Regions from separate parts of the Homo sapiens genome. Here region 1 is linked to region 2. Evidence: chromatin loops called from intact Hi-C (ENCODE). Cell type or tissue: HepG2. All regions are shown on one strand.

Evidence for each region. Hi-C counts contacts between places; a loop is a spot of excess contacts. Peaks named below come from ENCODE experiments on the same cell type or tissue, not always from the same donor. Only the 100,000 strongest peaks of a DNase experiment are listed, where the experiment ranks them.
Region 1: it touches region 2 in a loop (8-fold over the local background); 2 of 110 quality-filtered maps call a loop at or near these places.

What each region holds. Positions count from the first base shown.
Region 1 is chr7:123,152,210-123,157,209 of GRCh38, reverse strand. The region is part of intron 6 of SLC13A1 (solute carrier family 13 member 1); the gene reads left to right. Among named protein-coding and RNA genes, the nearest start is that of SLC13A1, 45 kb to the left of the region's middle. In HepG2, a CTCF peak has its summit at 2,780 (motif pointing right); a DNase peak (open chromatin) is centred at 2,789.
Region 2 is chr7:122,527,081-122,532,080 of GRCh38, reverse strand. The region is part of intron 8 of CADPS2 (calcium dependent secretion activator 2); the gene reads left to right. It overlaps LOC105375481 (a long non-coding RNA gene), which reads right to left and starts at 4,349. Exons shown (of 4, transcript XR_001745347.2): 1 at 4,271-4,349; 2 at 793-891. RefSeq lists enhancers at 3,912-4,412, 4,413-4,913. In HepG2, a CTCF peak has its summit at 3,004 (motif pointing right); no DNase peak of the experiment used is centred here.

The DNA.
Region 1 (5,000 bases), 630 kb before region 2:
GTTCATACTAGCTGTAAGGAGAAGATCCTCTCCTACAATTTCTTGCTATTCACTTATCTAGTACTTTCATTCAATAATTTCTTTACAGAAGGATGTGGGGAGAGTTTAGGTATCCCTTGTAAGAAAGCAGAAACACAGGAAAACGTTGCAGAGTGATACTGAGGCCCATCTGAGGTCAGAGGTTGTGGATTTCTCACAGCACCAGCGAGCTTAGCCAAGGGATTTTCTCCAGTGGCATCCAAGAGAGCATAGAAATTGATTTTCATATTAAGCTGAAGTTCAGGGTCCATAAAGATGGGAACAGCAAAATGATAAGCCTGCTGGGATGTTGAAGGCACAGCAGGAGAGTTGTCAGTGATTCATCTGAAGGGATAGGTTTGCCCTGGTAAAGAATGAGGCCTTGAGAAGGTCTAGAAGGACTTGAGCTCCTGATAGGGCCAAAGAGAAGGCATGGAGAAGAAAAAGGATGGGAAAACTAAAGGGATCAACTATTGTGATCAGAGCTTCGTCTAATAAAGAATCCATTATAAAAAAAATTTCTTTACAGAAATAATCTTCTTATAGACATTTTAAACCATTAGAACACTGTAGGAAGGCTGGTTTAATTAAATAACATAATCTGTTATTAACTTAACTGAGGATCTTTAAACTCAACATGCAGACCAAAAGGACAGGTTCCCACTGTCTCAATTCCTCTGTGCACTATGGAACTTCCACTCTCCTGTTCCCTTTTTAGTTACATCATCTACCAACATATGGACCACGAAAGCACCAAGGTCAAAAGTGGGCATTAATTATTAGTAAATATTTATTTCTTTAATTTTGAAATGTAAAAAGATAAATATTGCATCTTCCATTAAGATGGCAGGTTAAATAGGCCCATTTGTTACCACTTTTCTAAGTCTTCATTAAAACAAGAACAAATAGACTTTCAAATATAATCCAAATTATATAAACATCAAGAGAAGACATGACAGCAAAATCATTTTGGAAGCTGGAAAGTAAAAAGATGAGTGGAAAATAACCCCATTATCCCCAGTAATCCCATGGAAGCTGAATCCTAAATCGGTAATGAAAAAAGCCAATAAACAATTCAATTTCCATAGCAGCAGGCTTCAACATTTTTAAAATGCTGAAAAGCAGGAGGAAGAAAAAATTGCTTGTGAAGCAGTTAAATCTTCTACTTTCTTCCTCAAATCCACATGGATGCAACAGCTTCTAATCCACCAAACAGAAATATGATCTTCAGACAAGGTAAAACGGGATAAGGAGAACCAGATCCAGTTCTGGGCTGGGGGAGGGTGTCACAAGGAAAACAGGGGTACTGAGCGATAGCTTACAAGTTGAAAATGGAGAACCCGGCCTTCTACCTACACTGGTCCAGGAGCCAAGTCTATGCCTTTCGGGTGTCAGCAGGCAGAAGGCCAGATGATGCTTCCTTGGAGAACACAATCAGCGTTAAGAGAGATGAAAACATTGACCTTAGAATTTTCTCAAAAAAAGGCCAAGTCAGATGACATTACAGTGAAGCTTACAGGCAACAACAAATCCCAAAATACGAGTGCAGAGCTTCTACACAAATATTCACCGCCTGAAATGTGAGCAGACAACCAAAAATTCCTGGATATCTGATGAAAGCCTCAATTATGAAAGAGAGATTGCCAAATAAATAAAAAGAAAAAAGAGCAATTTGCGGGAAACAGAGACTATGCAAGAAGAAGAGACTATAAAAAAGAAAATATCATTAATATAATCAGAGAGGCAAACAAATATATTACTTGTATTTATGAAATACAAATACAAATAGTATTCTATAAAAGAGAATCAAGAAGGCAAAAATACAAAATATGTAAATATAAAATAAAGTATAAATGTAAAATATAGAGATATAAAAGCATAAATGGAAAATTCAGTAGACAAAACAGAAAGAAACAGAATAAACAGGAAATAAGAGGAGTTTCCAAAAAAGAATAGGAAAAAAGAGAAGAGTATATTAAAAATTCAAGAAAGTTTCTACAATGGAAGAGTACAAGTTTTATGATTAAAGGACTCACTAAATGTCATCAAAATGAATGAAGCAGACCCACACAGGGCAGGTCTGTTTTAAAATCTTTGAGTTTTCAGAATACTATAAGATGACCCTAAAAGCTCTCAAAAAGGAAGAAACACTAATTCCTTACAAAGGATCAAAAATATGAATGACTGAATACTTCTCCCCAGCAGCACTACTCAGAGACAGCAGAAAAACTGCCTTCAAAATTCTAAGTAACATTTATTTCCAACCTAGAGTCAATATCCAGTCAGACTTTTGATGAAATAAGAGGGAAGACTTAAGTCTAGATAGCTCTTTGCAGTTCTAGAGAAAAAATAACTAGGTTTGGGACAGGAAAGGAGGCCCTGAAAGAGATGTCATCAAGACAATAAAATTGGCAGAATATTGATGTGAATTAGGTATCCTATCACTTGATTGTTCTGAGAGAATGTTTAAGCAACCAGGGAATATTTGGGACTGATTCAGTAGTAGGTACTTTAAAAAATAAGCAAGTAAAAGAAGGAAAAGACATATTCTAACTTACAGAAGGGGCAGGAAAAGTAATGTATATCATATTTCTAGCTGTTAATAGAGCTCTAGGCAACATATTGAAAATGTGAAGTCTGTACTATAAGCAACATTATGACAGAGCCATAATTGGAGGATGATACAAAGTATACGTATTCAGTGAAGGAAGCTGTGAAAGAAATCTGCAATCGTTGCCACCAGGTGGCAATAGTGAGTTACATCTGGACCTGCAGGATTTCTGTTGTGACAGGTCCACTGTGATGATGTCATTGGATTCTGCATTCGGTCATGTCCTCATAGGAAATTTTTCAGTTACTTGGAAGAAGATGTGGAAGGCATACTCCACATGTATGGTAGACAGAAGGGATTGAATAAAAACACAATAGGTTACCATTGTGGTAAAAGCAGTATGAAATGGAACTCAAATGTAGTTTTAAAAATTCATAGAAGTAAAGTATTCTGGAAGGCAAGTTGGTACAGGGGAAATTCACTGAGAGAGAACTCACAGACATGGATTCTGCTTTCAAGTCTGTAGTAATCAGCTGGGTCACACTTGAGACTCATTTTGCACTTCTGAAATATTAGGTCTTTACACCATATAATCTCTAACTACCTGTCTGCCCTAATAGTCTATAATTCCTTTATATGTTAAAAAAACTTATTTCTGGCAATAAAAGTTACAAAAAGTATCAAGAAGGTGGAAGATACCACTAAGCTCATGATTAAGAAATAACTATCCTTAATATTTTGATATATTTTACTTCAGCCACATATATATATGTTTCATTTCAGGCACATGTGTATATGTAGAAATATTTTTTGTTTTAAAATTTTACATCATTTTGTACTTTTCACTTCACATAAATATCCTTATATAACACAAGTACTTTTCCATTCATAATATACCTGTGACAATGTCCTGTGGCCATAGGCTGAAACTACTATCTAGGCAGAAGACTAAAGATTAATCTGCTGTGATACCTGCCCCCTTTGTATAATTTCTGTACCACTAGTTGGCTCATTTAGTGGCTCATATCAGGCTTTCTTAAGAGCCCTATTTTTCAGCTCAGTGCCCTCTGCTACTGTCCCTCTAGTCCTCATGCTTTACCCTTTACTTCAGTATCATCTCTTCTGTGTTCAGCCCAGCGAACACAAGCACTCGGTAAAAATAATGATAAATCTGAATGCATGGAGCTCATGTTTACTGGCTAGATTAAAAAAATGGTGCATTCACCATTCCACTTCAAAAACTCCTCCTCTTAACCTTTAATTTGCATTATGATATATTAGTGTTAGCATTTACTGTAGAATTTTTACCCTGAATTTTAATGCCTTTATAAATTGTTGATGATATTTGCATAAACATCAGCTCATGTGCAGTAGCAATAATGTATATTTTAAAGGTCCTTATTAATAAAAAATGTGTGGTTAATTCATAAGGCATAAAGCATGGCAAACATATTAACCTGTTTCTGTTTTGATTTTTTTGTTTTATATCATCCAGTGTCTTTTAATAATTCTATATATATGCATATATTTACAGTTAAGCTTTTATATGAAATCCAATTTTTTCTTTATTTATATTTTTGAAAGTTTTAAGGTGGCAAAGGGAAATCATATAAACATTGCATATTTTAAGTTTCCATTCTTATTATCAATTTAATAATATTCAAATTATGCATCACTTTCTGGTTTGTGTTTGAAGTCTTTCCTATAGTAAACTATTTAATGTTAAGCCTCAAATTTCAATTGCCACTTTGTATGACTCATAAGAATTTTTAAACTTATTTCCCTATCTTATTTACATACCACTTATTTTGTGTCAAATTTCAATGGAATGTTTTATCATATAGAAAATACAAATGATTTCTATGTATAAAATATAAGGGAAAGGGAGACGTTTGTAAATTAGTTTATTTTGGGTGAAGCGTAGAGTCCTTTGTGGGCTGACCTTAAAGTTAATTAGAAAGTAAAAGGTAAATTACAGTCCAATGCACCTGACTCTGCCATGCTAAATGCCATTTTCATATCTATGATGACTTTTAGTGAGTAGTAATTTTTTCCTTATCACAACTTTTCAAAAAGATATTTTAATAATGTCTCAAATAGCATGTTTATCTGTATGGAAGATGGCATTTCTTCTGTTCATCCTGGAGAAGGGAGAACCCTTGTACAATGTTACTAGCAATGTAAATTAGTGCAACCATTATGAAAAACAATATAGAGATTCCTTAAAAAATTAGAAAAAAAATAGAAGTACCATGTGATCCAGCAAACTCACTTCTGGATATATGTACCCCCAAAATGAAATCAGTATGTCAAAGATATATCTGCTTCCCCATATTCATTGCAGCATTATTCACAATAGCCAAGATATGGGAACAACTTAAGTGTCCCTTGATAGATGATGAATGGATAAAGAAAATGTGGCCTGAGTTAC
Region 2 (5,000 bases):
ACAGGCTAACAGTATTTTGTTTGTTTGTTTGTTTTGTTTTTTTTTTTTTTGAGACGGAGTCTTGCTCTGTCACCCAGGCTGGAGTGCAATGGCACGATCTTGGCTCACTGCAACCTCCGCCTCCTGGGCTCAAGCAATTCTCCTGCCTCAACCTCCTGAGCAGCTGGGATTACAGGCACCTGTCACCACACCCAGCTAATTTTTGTATTTTTAGTAGAGATGGGGTTTCACCATATTGGCCAGGCTGGTCTTGAACTCCTGACCTTGTGATCTGCCTACCTCAGCCTCCCAAAGTGCTGGGACAACAGGAGTGAGCCACCGTGCCCAGCCTGCTAACAGTATTTTTTAAAACATCTCTGTAGTATCTTTATACTTATTACAAGGGATAATACATATATTGGGTCATTTGATCCTCTGGATAATTCTTTGAAGCAATTAGGAAACCAATCGTTATCTCCATTTACAATTAGAAAAAACTGATTGAGACTCAACTGAGACCAGTTTTAGAATTCTTAGAATTCTTATCTGTAAGTATATTAGTATAGGGACTCTACTCATTCTCTTTTTAATAAGTAGGTAATTTTGTTGCCCCATTCTTAAGAGTTAGTGGGAACAACTAAAAGAGAATACTGTTGCCCTTAAGAGAAGAACTTCAAACCTCTGGTTTTAGGAAGGAGAATCTTGCAGGTGTAGATGACTAGACTGTGAGGCTGGAACTTGAATTCTGAGGGTTCCCCTCCTGGGGGGATTCTCACATCCTTTCCACAATACTGTGCTTGACCTCAGACATACCCTAACTTCACCTCTTCTTCTTTCTCTTCCATTGTGGACACTCTTTTCTTTGACGCTCTCTGCAGTTAAAGCAGTGTAGAACTTCTGAAAGTCTTTATGCTAAAGGACAACAAATGAGAAAGTAATCACAAAGAATATAATAAACTACCAGTACAGCTTGCTGTCACTGATGGATTCTGAGCTGTTTCTCTACTGCAGTGTGACACTGTACTCTCTCAAGATTGCTGACTTTAAATGGCACCTCAGTGAGGCTTCCCTACTACTTAACTCTTAGTTGTTGTTGGTTTTTTCTCAGTGAAGATTCCTATCTTACGCCCACCAGGGATGGCATTCTATACATGTGAACACTTTCCCATTCACAATCAATCCAGCATCTAGCACAGGAGGTCCCTCTCCCCAGAATACAAGGAATGGTCTTGATCCTGTTGTTCTGAGATCAAGACCATCTCCTCCGTATAAAAGAGGTAAAAAGCTTACTTGAAGACAATTTTATATATATGGTAGCTGGAAGCCATTGCTTCAAAATTAAATAGAATGCTAAAGTGAATCTTGTAGCAAAGTCAGAAAGTATAAATATTTAATGAATATTGTGTATTAATAGTTATGTGTAGTTTTTAGCACAGTCTTTTGTAGTATTAAAAGTATCAGAAGTTGGTTATAACTTACTGTTGTCTGTAGTGATAATTGAAACCTTATAAGATTGTTATATTAACTGAGATATGTAAAGCATAAAGCACAATACTTAGAATATAGAAAATTTATCTTTTGAAAGGTAAGTTGTTATAAGGAAAATGATGGTGATAAAATGCAGTGGGGATAGTTATTTTAACAACATTAGTAGAGTATACTATGGCATAGAATATTTCCTAATGTAACATAGTCTCATTTTACTCACTTTTTAAAATTTGTTTTTACTTTCAGATAGAGTGAAGCTTAATTAACTTGAAAGCTAGTGGGAAAAAAAAAAAAAAAAGCTAACTTAAGCCTAAGTGGAAACCTTTTCTTATTTCAAAGCTTATTGTTGAAAACTATATTGAAATTTGTTAGAATTTTGTGCTTTTTAGAGTTCACAAATATATTTTATTTTTAGATTACTAAGGATCATTTACTCACCTGTGTTCATCTGTCTGAAAGTCTGTCTTGTAGGAACTACCATGGTAATTTATCTTTACCTTTTATAATATCTTCTGCATTATTTTTGTATTAAGTATGAGGATATCTTCTGTTCTAAACTGCCCAAAGTAAATATTAAGTGAGTCAAATAGCACTAATTCCAAAATATGTCTTATAGAGTCTAAAGTAAGTTTTTCATGCCAGTTTTCTAATTGTAGATCAAAGGAAGGAAATAAAAAATAAAAACCTCTGAAGAGTTAAAGAATTATTTGGATTCTAATCTATTAACATTATAGTGCAATTCTTGTTAACTTTCCAATTATTTATGTATCTCCCTGAAAAGCAGATATAAATGTGCCAGCAATTGAATCAAACCTCATACCCAGGAATGTAATTTTGGCGTGGATCTTCAAGCGGGATCCACATTTTATTTTCCTGTGGAAAAATAACATACCTTCTTAATTGAAGCTGAATAAATCTTATGTTTCTTTTCAATTCTGCTGTTTAGATGGTGCCATCCAAAAGACAGGGAGGAAAAATATATTTAAAAGTCATTTTCTTCCAAAGGCTGATTTTCCTCCCATTCCATTTAATGGTTGTTACTCATTAAGAAAAATCCAGAGACACCACCAGACTGGCTTTAACTCTTTTATTCTTTTCTATTAATTAGTATTGTTCCTCTACAAGTTCATGTAACAGATTTCTAGTCTTTATCCCTAGTTTTATGTGTAATAGGAGAAGGATTTCTGCTTATAATAGTTGTAAAATTAGGGATGGGTATACTTTTTTCAGTGAAATAAATGCCTTACTTATTTCTTTTACTCCAAATGTGTTTTTATGCCTCTTTCATTTGTATGCCTATGAATGTATGAGTCTGTGAAATGATTCCATTAAAATAGAAATATTTAGTTATTTGAACTAATATATCTTAGTGTTGCTTTTTTGGGGTGGGAAGGTACTGATTTCCTGTGCTGAAATGTGCCGTAAGAAAAAAGAAAGAAAAGGAATAGATTTTGTTTCGGAGTGGTTTATAAGGAACAACTTCACAAGTACCTTTGGACATGGCATTGTAATTCTTGTAGGACAAAAGTAATAATATGTATATGTCCAGTAGATGGCGCAAACATTCCCCCAAATAGAAAATAATTGTCTTAAAGTACAAAACTTGGTATTAATAATAAAAGTGGCACTTATTTAAGTAGAATTAAGTAATTTTCAACACATTTTCTTTTTCAAAAATGTAAAAAGAAAAGGTTAAAAGGAAGTGAAGTGGTAGTTCATTTTGGACATATCAAACTTGTCAAGAAAGTATCAAATTAATATAGAAAAACTTTAATGTTTAGTAGTTTATGAATAATCAAAGATATCACAAGGTCAGTTTTAACAAAAAATATCCAAAACTTGAAATTTGGAATATGTTGTGTAAATGTCAAAAGCTATTTTTCCTACTATCTTGGTTTCATTTTTATGTGTCCTACATTCATAAGCAGAAGCACTGTGAATATAGTTTTGTCAGCAAATAAATAAATGGAATTCTTAAGCTTTAAGTTAAAAAGGAAAAGAAACATTATATAAATCTAGTCCTATGTAGTCCATCCTTACTGCCCATGGATTCTTTATGACTACTGGCTTTACTTAGTTATTCATTCTCCCCTAAATAAAGATACATGAGAGAGAAGCTGAACGTTATAATTTTTGTAGTAGTCTAGAATTTGTTAGTTGGTTGATAAGTAGCAATTTCTTAAGAACTTAAGAAATTCTGTAGCTTGCAACATAATACAGGTACTCTTTAGAAACATTGCTTTTATCTAATGAATAAGAAGAGCTAGTTTTTGTTGTTGTAATGTGTGACATTGTAGGTATTCTTCATTTTAGAAAAAGATATACTTACATTCTTGCCCCATTCTTGGAAAGCTTTTTTCCTTAAATGGGACAAAGCTGAAAAGTTTATTACCATCCTCACACCCCAAAGAGTCCTTCAAACAAGTTAAGTTGAAATATTTTCTGTTCTGCTTACCACCACCACCACCACCACCACCACCACCACCACCACCACCACCACCACTAATGCCTTCATCTACATTGTGTTTTATAGTTACAAAGGCCCCTTTCATACATCATTGCAGCAGATTTTTGTAATGACCCCATCTATTATAGCAAGGGAGCTAATATTGCTATTCTTGTTTTACAAATGAGAAAAGTAAATCTTATACCTGGCACTTAGCCATTTAGAGAATCATTTAGGTTCTCTCTCTTTCTCTGTTTGTCTGTCTCTCTCATTATTTTCACCCTTCTCTCTCTGTTTTGGGGGAAACATTTATTCTCCATTCCCAATACTTGCTTCCATGTAAGGGATATTCATTACCGTAATGAATGTTCTCTGTTCATTCTGCACAAGCCTGTCATGGGCAAGATCTTCTCATGGAACAGCCTGTCCTCTTAGCACTATCTGTGACTGGGCTGGGGAAAATACGTGTCATAATAATACTGAACCTCATAAGGAAGCCCACCACTTGCAGGAAACACACACACACACACACACACACACACACACACACTCTCTCTCTCTCTCTCTCTCTCTCTCTCTCTCTCTATTCAGTATTATCTTTACCAGTATTAAAGGTGATGTTTTGTACTCTGTCTACTCTTTTAAGTCAATTTGTTCAGAACTCGGGCAAAGAAAAGAGATACTGAATTACTTGGTCTCCTCAGAGATTCCAACTGTCAATATCAGACAGTTTTGTGTTTTTTTTTTTTTTAGCATATTAGTGAGAGTTAGAAATCTGGTAGCATTTTGAGATCTTTAGACATATAATATATTCTGTTCCATTTTGACTGAAAGGTCCTTGTGATGCTGTGAGATTGAAGCCATTTTCAGCGGTGGTTGAAGAGCCCTGGAAGTCCCTTTTCGGCATAAAGGGGCTTAAGGTGCACTAGATTCCTGAACCTCCAAGCCTGTTTTCACAGCAGCTGCTCCATGCTTCCTTAATGTTTTCATCATTCACATTAAGTTAAAATTCAGGGTAATATTCTGCTGCTAAAATTATTTGAATACTCTTGATCTAAATATACTACCTTTATCAAAAATCCAAAGG